2 separate regions of the Homo sapiens genome follow, and region 2 is linked to region 1. A link is an interaction called in ENCODE POLR2A ChIA-PET data of the cell type or tissue named here. Cell type or tissue: HepG2. All regions are shown on one strand. Region 1 overlaps YAP1 (Yes1 associated transcriptional regulator). Region 2 overlaps LOC105369460 (a long non-coding RNA gene).

Evidence for each region. ChIA-PET counts read pairs that join two places held together with the same protein. Peaks named below come from ENCODE experiments on the same cell type or tissue, not always from the same donor. Only the 100,000 strongest peaks of a DNase experiment are listed, where the experiment ranks them.
Region 2: POLR2A ChIA-PET joins it to region 1 with 5 read pairs; 3 of 35 experiments call an interaction of 5 or more read pairs at or near these places.

The regions. Positions count from the first base shown.
Region 1 is chr11:102,183,971-102,188,970 of GRCh38, reverse strand. It overlaps YAP1 (Yes1 associated transcriptional regulator), which reads right to left. Exons shown (of 9, transcript NM_001130145.3): 4 at 2,840-2,953. Among named protein-coding and RNA genes, the nearest start is that of YAP1-DT, 76 kb to the right of the region's middle. In HepG2, no CTCF peak of the experiment used is centred here; DNase peaks (open chromatin) are centred at 960 and 1,950.
Region 2 is chr11:102,277,902-102,282,901 of GRCh38, reverse strand. It overlaps LOC105369460 (a long non-coding RNA gene), which reads right to left. Exons shown (of 5, transcript XR_007062863.1): 4 at 3,813-3,880; 5 at 1,663-3,069. Among named protein-coding and RNA genes, the nearest start is that of BIRC3, 37 kb to the left of the region's middle. In HepG2, a CTCF peak has its summit at 2,992; DNase peaks (open chromatin) are centred at 2,511 and 3,061; H3K4me3 peaks cover 1,331 bases.

The sequences.
Region 1 (5,000 bases):
TCTAAAATTAAAATATTAAAGAAATAGCTTTTAAATGTTAAAGAAAAAAATCATTAAAAAACCCAATCCACAACAAATTACTCTTTTATTCCCTAAAATTACATAAATAACATTAATTTCATGTGAGATGTGAAGGATTGATACTATAAATATAGTCATGTGTCACTTAATAACCAGGATATGCTTTGTGAAATGGATCATTGGCAATTCTGTCACTGTGCAAACATCTTAGAGAGTACTTACACAAACCTAGATGGTATAGCCTACTACATGCCTAGGCTGTAAGGTATAGCCTATCGCCCCAAGCTACAGAACTGTACAGCCTGTTAGTGTGCTGAACACTGTAGGCAACTGTAGCACAACGGGTAGTATTTGTGTATCTAAACATAGAAAAGTTACAGTAAAAACACAGTATTAGAATCATATAGGACCACGACTGTATATGTGGTCTGCCGCTGACTGAAACGTTATTATGCAGCAAATGAAGTGTAATTACTAAATATGTTTAATCTTAAAGCAAATGGCTATATTCTAACTATAATTAATCTGAAAGCATCTGATAAATAAACATATAAAAGGGGTTGTTTGAAGGAGCTAAAATTAAGCTTCTCTAGGGGCTTAGCTCCCATTCTAAGACACTGAAAGACACACATCTACTTGACTTAAGCCAAAAATTGATAAATATTTTAATATAGATTTGAAGAATATCGAAAAGCAAACTCCACAATCATGAAAGCAATATCCTACACCATTTGTTTGTGTTTGTATGGCCCAAAGGGTCAGAAACAAGGGGATAGTTTATATTTCTTTGGCAGAGATAAAACATAATCCACTATGCAGAACTTCTGATTTCAAGGAAAACTTCAAATCCAGCAGCTAACAGCTTGTCTCTATTTGCTGTCACTCTAGATCAGAGAAACCCACACGTTTTTTTCTTTCCTGCCCCCCTTCAGTTACACTTGAGCTCTCTGAGTGAAAAGGTCTGGAACAGATTAAAAGTCGGGCCACAAAATAAAAAGCTCTGGCATATTGTCAAGCCTGTCTGGAATACACACACGGTGGGCCCAAAAAGGGAAACTAAATGCAATAAGAGAATTTTATGAAACTTTTTCTGGGCACATCTAACTGTATGCCTGTGTGTACATAACGTGCTGGAGGGTGGTAGTGTTTTTTTAAAGTACCTCCTCCTCTTAAAACAAAAGACCAAGCTGTGTGTGTAATCAATAGTCTACTTAAGCTTACAGAAAAGTTGTTTTATTTCACTGTTTTAAAGGAAAAAATTTTTTTCTTTAAAAAGCTTTGTTCTTCCTGATCTCTGCAGTTGGTAAAGCGTTCGTCATCATCTTTCATAACCTTATGTCAGGGAAAAAAATTCCGCAACACCATTCTTCAGAATTTCCAAAATGTGGAGAAACTGAATTCATTCATTTCATTAGAGATAATTTAAGGAAACATGGCTGTTATTGTTCCAGTCCAAACAATTGGCCGCATTTATTAAATTCTCTATCTTACTTGGTTTCCTGTTCCAATCACAAGGGCTAATTCAAATAGTAAACAGAATCTGAAGTTGCAAATTATTAACATACCTCATTACTTTTTTTAACACCCAAACAGGTCTTGAAGCTTAAAAGGACAGTATTTAAGCCAAACCGGTTATCTGTCAAAATGACATCACTGCCCTGATCCTGCCATTGACTTAACTTGAACAGGGGGTTCAGTCAGTTTGGGGCAAACTTGAATTTATTTTTTTAAAGGTATATATAAGACACAAAATAACTGCTCATAATATTCCCGATGGAGAAGTTATTTTATCCAACCAGCTCCAGATACAGTTTTTTCTTTTTTCCCCCCGCAGGGTTGTGTTTTCATGGCATTCACAGAGTTAATTCCTCTTTCCCGTGAGGGCCCCGCAGTTGTTGTTAGGTCAAACCCTGTAAAGCTTCAAAGGTTCCGAGTCCCCTCAGTCTGACCTATTCAGTGATCTGCACATTGTTTTCATTTAGCTGCATCTAGTCCAAGATGAAGCTTCAAAACCACAATTATCTGCTCTTTTTTAGATGCATATTCCATGGCCTTGGAAAAATATCTCAGAAACCCAAATGAAAAACTGAAAACAGTTTAAAACACACACACACACACACACACACACACACACATTTTTTAAAAAGCACTGAAGAACTGGTTACACCCTTATCAAAATGTACACATTTGGAAGGGGAGGGGTTCCTTTGTGCAAATGTGATTTATTCATGAGATCTGGAGGGGAATATGGCTTTCTTTGTTTTCTGAATGAAGAAAAAAAAACATTTATTTTTCGAGAGAGACAGAAGAGGGGGCAAAATGCTTTCACTGGGCCATTTCTGGGGTGACATGTTCCTCCTTAGGATGGGAAACACTACAACACCCAGGCATAAGATGGTACTCATCACTCTCAGAACCTAAGCACAAGCAGACATCAGGTCACTGACAAAAGCTGGTACTCCTGGTCTGAGGTGTTGCATGACAGCCTGATTATTATTGCAGCTAAAAAAAAAAAACATTTTAAAAACAATCACTGTGTTTCTCCCAAAATGTGAAAGGAACAAGTGATTCTGGTTAGTCGGCCATTATGACATTCCCCCACCCCAACCTGAGGAGCCCTAAAAATCTGATTCAGATCTAAATTTCTCAAGTTTACAATGAGAAGGATAAAAACACTACTGGTAAACATTGGGTGGGCAGGGTCATTTTTTAATACTATAAAGCAATGCGATTTTATTTAAATGTGCTTTCCGAAGTATATTTACAAAAAAAATTAGCAACCAAAAGCATCTAAAAAGGTTTTGAGATGAACCTTTACCAAAACGAGGGTCAAGCCTTGGGTCTAGCCAAGAGGTGGTCTTGTTCTTATGGTTTATATAGTAAATTTCTCCATCCTGAGTCATGGCTTGTTCCCATCCATCAGGAAGAGGACCTATAATACAGAAAAAAAAAAAAAAATCATGGTTTTTATTTGGTGCACCTAAAAAAAAGTGGGAGGGGGTACTAATTTAAAAAGAAAACACATCTTAACATAAAACAATTCATTGAAACATATTTAAGGCTGTGTTCAGAGAAGAAAGGTAAACCTATATACCTGCTTCTTCTCCACTAAAAAGAAACCACCAAATAATAAAATGAATATTCCTCAACACAGAGATGAAGAAAAAAAATTTTTTTCCAAAAAATCCTTTTGGAAGTCATGGCCCAAATAATTACTATTACTGTTAACATAAGACACGGAAGAGCTTGCAGCTCAGAAACTACCACCCAATCCAATCAGTTTTGTGACAATACCTTCCTAGGAACACCAAGGTTCATTAATAAGAAATACATGCAAGTATTTTTAGAACGTTGAAAATATCATAAACATTCTATTTAATATAAAGCACATTTTAGCTAAGACAGCCAAGCTCTATTTATTTCCATGTTTTATGTGAGTGGCTCACACCAAGAAAACTGTAAGACAGAAAGCTACAGTCCAAACAAAGCTTATTTTTCAGCAGACCAGAAATTGCTAATGGGTTGGGGTTGCAATTTGAAGTTTAAGCTTGTTGGAGGCTTGGGAGGAGGCAAGATAAGTGCTAAAGTTGTTGGAAGGCAAACTTTAAGGAACATCATTTGAGAGATAGGACTAAAGAATACAGTTAACTCTAAAAGGATTTTCCTATCTTTATAGGAATAGAGAAGTCAAGACAATTGCTCTTGGGAGGTAACAGCAATGAAAAGAGAGGCCCAGAATAAATAACTAAAGTATTCAAACATAATTCTTCCTGATTTCCTTGTCCCTCCCAACTCCCCCAGTTCCCATTTCCAACAGGAATCAAAAGAGGCAGGGCAGGAGATACAAACTGGGATGGTCAGTACATGGCTAAAATCTTTTCTTCTGTGGACTAACATGAATTGAACACTTATCTTGTGCTAGTCATTGTTCTTATATATTATGTACATTAATTCATTTAATTCTTACAGTAAACAAATGACATAAGCAGTAGTACTACTTATTCTAATGAGGAAACTGAGGCACAAAGTGCCAGGTTGATCAGTCTGGTACAAGATCCCAAAGCTAGTTAGTACCAGGAATGGTACTCAAAGCCAGGCAGCGTGATTCCTAACCCACTGACTGCTCTTCACAACTATACTTCTTTTCACTCATCTCCCACAGATGACCAGAGCCTAAGTATCCCTCCTATGCACAAATAGAACAATTCCCTTCTTCCTGTATTGGCAGTCCACACCAGTCTCATGGGTGATGCTGAATAAGTAACTTTGGTTAAACTGACCACTCACACAAGGCCCATGGGACCCAAAGTCCTATTTTTAGGCCAGTTTCATTCGTATTAGGAACAGATCAATTTGCAGCTGCATTTTCAAAGGTCTACTTTGATGGGGTAAAATCCTGTTAGGAAATGCAGACGTGTGGAATTAGTTTTCTCCATGCCTAGAATCCTTAGGAAGGCTCCCCTTCAGTCCTGGATGTGTAGTACACACTACTAACCAAGTCCAGAGGTAGAATTTGTTGTACACATCCCAAGTTTACCAGAGGCTGAATGAGAAGCAAACCTGTTTATCACATGTATATCAAACCTTTTCTCACCAGCTTTCACTGTCATTTTGGGCTCTATTTCCTCCCCAGAAAGACAGAACTCCAAAACTGAATATTAATGGTTTGCTACTATCTTTAACTGTAAAATGGCTGAATTATAAAAAGCTTTTGCAAAACAACTAACTGTATTTAAAATTTTTAGGCACTGAAAATACCATGTGACTATACATGGTGATGAACAAGTCAATAGCAATCACTGAATGCCTTTGGGAGCCTCAACTCAACAACCCCAAGATCTCATTGTAGCTTTCTTTTTTTTTTTTTTTTTTTGAGACGGAGTCTCGCTCTGTCGCCCAGGCTGGAGTGCAGTGGCGGGATCTCGGCTCACTGCAAGCTCCGCCTCCCGGGTTCACGCCATTCTCCTGCCTCCGCCTCC
Region 2 (5,000 bases), 94 kb before region 1:
AACCTCCGCCTCCCAGGTTCAAACGGTTATTCTGCCTCAGCCTCCCAAGTAGCTGGGATTACAGGTGCCCGTCACCAAGCCCAGCTAATTTTTCATATTTTCAGTAGAGACAGGTTTTCACCATGTTGGCCAGGCTGGTCTCGAACTCCTGACCTCAGGTGATCCACCTGCCTCAGCCTCCCAAAGTGCTGGGATTACAGGTGTGAGCCAATGTGCCCGGCCTAATTTTCTTTTTAATTTTGTAGAGATGGGGTCTTGCTATGTTGTCCAGGCTGGTCCTGAACTCCCAGGCTCAAGCAATCCTCTAGCCTCAGCCTCCCACTGCTGGGATTACAGGCGTGAGCCACCATGCCTGGCCATTGGAAACCATATACTAAGGGGTGTGGAACAAGCTTGGGTCCCTGATGACTGTGGAGTTGCTCTATCAATGCTGGACCTCTTTATCACAAAAGAATAATAAGAATAAACATTTTCCTTGTTTATATCACCGATATCTGGGTGAAATCTACTCCAAATTGCAACAGTTACTAAAGGCTGGGATTAGAATCTGAACCCAAACACATATGATGTTAAAGTCTCACATTCATTCCATTACCTTGCCAGCTTCCCTGACCATGGAAGCAGGTCTGCAACAAGCCCTGGCTCAGCCACTAACACACACAACAAACAAGTACCGACTACAATATATAGGAGTCATATGCTCTTCTAGGTTCCAGCATACAACAGTAAACAAAGACAAAAATCCCTGGGATTTAATTAATATTCTAATAAGGAATGATATACAATTTTTTAAAAATATGTAAAATGTAGGCTGTGTTAATGATAAATACTATAAAGCTAAATAATGCAGAAAATGTAGATAGGGAATGCTAGGAAGAAGGGTTTCAGGATTTGTTGATTTGTTTTTATTGTTTTTGTTTTGTTTTGTTTTTGAGATGGAGTCTTGCTCTGTTGTCCAGTCTGGAGTGCAGTGGTGCGATCTCGGCTAACCACAACTTCCACCTCCCAGGTTCAAGCAATTCTCCTGCCTCAGCCTCCTGAGTAGCTGGGACTACAGGCGTGAGCCATCATGCCCAGCTAATTTTTGTGTTTGTATCAGAGATGTAGTTTCACTATGTTGGCCAGGCTAGTCTCGAACTCCTGACCTCATGATCCACCCTCCTTGGCCTCCCAAAGTGCTGGGATTATAGGCGTGAGCCACTGCACACGGCCTTGCTAATTTTCTGTATTTTTAGTGGAGACGGGATTTTGCCATGTTGGCCAGGCTGGTCTTGAACTTCTGACCTCAGGTGATCCACACACCTCGGCCTCCCAAAGTACTGGGATTACAGGTGTGAGCCACCACACCCAGCCCCTGAAATTTGAATTGAAGACAATTTTTAACATGTCATGAAATGTTATCCTTTTGATTTTTTTTTTTTGCAGCCATTTAAAAATGTATCTTAACATTCTAGTCAAAAACAAAAACAAAAACAAAAACAAAACAGGCAGTAGACTGGATTTGACCTGCAGGCTGTACTCTGCTAACCCCTGCTTTAGACAGATGTACATTTATTCAATTTTTTTCTTAACTTGGTACATTTTTTTAAATGCATGCTAATGATGAACTTCTTAAAGTTACAGTGCTGGTATCTTGACCCACCAAAAAAAAGTGGTTGCAAATCATAGATCCAAAATGTATTTGAGGCAGAAGATTGTTCAGAACAAAAATCACTGAAAAGATACATTTTTAGACATAGCTCCTTTACAATTACTTCTTGATAGACAATGGAATTTAACTCTGCACTTACATTCTAATTCTACTTTGACAACGGAACCATTGGAAAAATGTTGGCGTATATTTCTCCAGTTTTGGTTTTATATTTTCTTTATAACTTAAAAAATCTAATTATCATTCTTTTTTGAGAAGGCACTCAATAAATGCTTTTTGAATGAATGATCCAGTCTGTTAAAACTGAAACATTTGCATTCACCCTGGCTTAGGCAAAATTGTAATGAAAGTTATCTTGAACATGCACAGTCTGCGTTTTTCTCTCTATACGGTATGTCTTCTATTAATGTTGTTTTTAAACAACCTTTTCCCTTTCCTTCTCTTGCTGAGATCTCAATACCCTTGCGATCCCTTCCACTTTTTATTAAAACCTGTGCTTAGGGTGAATAAGAGCGTTACTCTTAGAATATTGTAAATAACTTCTAGCAGCAAACTGTTTTACTACACTGTTGGGCTCATTTGCATTTTAATAGAATGAATGAAGCTTTGCATCTGGCATGTTAATACTCAGGGAGCCAACAGGTGGGGAAAACATTTCTTCCAGGAACCTCAGGTAAACTTCTGCTTCAGAAATCATGTCCCATAAGAAGTCACCTCCTTCACCTATGAGGAAAGACAACCACGCTGTCACTGGGCGGAATGGTCACAGCTGGCCTGTGGTGGAATCATGCATTGTAACAGGCAAAGGCTCCAATCAAGCCTGTCCTCTACCCTAGATCTGGGGCTGATAGCATTCTGCAAGAACAGCCACAAAATAAGAACAGGAATCATCTGCACTTTGGAAACACCAACACACTGAGACCTGTTTTGGAAAAAAACAGTGTCTGAAATGGAAAGCTTAGGGGAGACACTTCAAACTCAAAGAACTCCCTGCTGAGATTTTAAAGCCCCACCACATAAAGAAAAAACCTTGACGTGTTTGACTAGCAATTGACAATTTATGTAAAATATCAACTTTCATATCACCAATATTTATATCGCCTAACTTTTATAAGGAACATAAAATATACACATGACTATTCGACCTGCCAAGAAATGATAGCTTGGTATACTGTCATTGGCCTTGGATCATCGCTTGAATTGAGCAACATAATTCAGAGCACAGAGTCTCCGACTCACGGGGAATATAAAATTCTTATCCAAGGACAATGTAACCCGCTTGCAAATATAATAGCGCACGTGCAATTCATCGCGTCTCTCTTTCCCCTTTTGTTCATTTGCTCTCCACTAGAGGATGTGATCTCTGAAACTTTGCTCTTTATGCCGATGGTTTGCAGGGGACTGAGTGAGAATGGGAGCTGAAAGAGAAACAAGACCTTCGAGTTCTCACATTACATTATACTTTCCAACCGTTTGAAGTTAGTGTAACCCTTTGCTAAGTACTTGGCAAACTTTAAACTATACATCTGTGAAGCTGGGTTTTTTTTTCCTTCACATTACCTTTCACCTACTTTAAAATAAACCACTCATTGTTCAAGAGGGAAAAATCAAATTTGTTTTTCCAAAGTAATCTATAATGGAGTAAAACATTGTTAGAAGGTTTGCAATTAACTAATTTACTGTGCAATAAATCTCAGAGGGAATGTAAATTAATGAGGAAATCACTTTTTACCTTCAATATTTAGGCTTCTATTTTCTTTATTAACAAAACATAAGCTTTTTTAAATTGGAAAAGTATATGAAGTTGATTTTTAAAATGTTTACACCATGGAGAAACATAAAATTAAAGTGAAAAAGTAATAGCTCATTTTCTTGTATATCTGGGTTTGTTTGGGTATTAAAATAATGAAAGCAAACACATGGAAATAAGAAATTTGTTTGCAAATGTATTAGATTTAACTTTAGTTTTAACTCTATTTCCCCAGATTTTATCACTTAGAGATGACAAAAACTATTTTAAATCAGTTTAGAAAGTGTAAAGAGGAGGCCTACTGTGTTCCAGGCATGATGTTAGGTATCAGAGGTGATATGAAGATGGAATGACCTGGAATCCTTAACTCTGTAATAGACATTTGTATAAAATAAAATGGAAACTTCATACCTTGGCTGGTAAGGGCTTTAATGATCTTCTTTGCCTGGTTCCCACTGCTTTATCATACACACCTTGTCCTACAGCCATACAAAATTATTTTTAATTCTCCAAATATGCCAAACCTTCCCAAGCCTTTATGCCTTTGCAAATACAGTTGTCTCTTGGTATCCATCGGGGTTTCAGGACCCTCTGCAGATACCAAAATCCAAGGATGCTCAAGTCCCTGATATAAAATGGTGTAATATTTGCATATAACCTACATACATCCTCTTGCATACTTTTGTTTGTTTGTTTTTGAGACAGGGTCTCACTCTGTCACGCAGGCTGGAGTGCAGTGGCATGATCTCAGCTCACTGCAACCTCTGCTCCTGGGTTCAAGTGATTCTCGTGCCTCAGCCTCCCAAGTAGCTGTGACTGCAGGTGTGCATCACCACGACTGCTTGCCTCAGCCTCCCAAAGTGCTGAGATTACAGGCGTGAGCCACCATGCCTGGCCTCTCTTGTATACTTTAAACCATTTCTAGATTACTTATAATACATACTACAATTTAAATACTATGTAAATTGCTGCTATACTATTGTTTAAAAAATAATAAAAAGAAAGGCCAGGCGCAGTGGCTCACGCCAGTAAACCCAGCACTTTCGGAGGCCAAGGCAGGTGAATCACTTGAGGTCAGGAGTTCGAGACCAGCCTGGCCAACATGGTGAAACCCCGTCTCTACTAGAAATACAAAAATTAGCCAGGCATGGTAGCACATACCTATAATCCCACCTACTCGGGAAGCTGAGGCAGGAGAATTGCTTGAACCCAGGAGGCAAACTGCACTCCAGCCTGGGCAACAGACCAAGACTCTGTCAAAAAAAAAAAAAAGAATGAGAAAAAAGTCTGTACATGTTCAGTACAGATATGATTTTTTTTCCAAATATTTTCCATATGCAAGTGGTTGAATCCACAGATGCATAACTCATGGATGTGGAGAGCTGACTACTCATCTCTCTACTTGTAAGGCCTTTCCCTTGGAATACTCCATGAAGCTCTGGTCATCCTTCACAAGTCAACTCAAATCACCACCACCTCTTTAATGACTGCGGGTCCCTTAGGTAAGTAAAAGTCCTTGGATCTGCCGCACTCAAGACACGCCTATCCTTTTTTTTTGTTTTGTTTTTGTTTTTGAGGTGGAGTCTCGCTCTGTCGCCC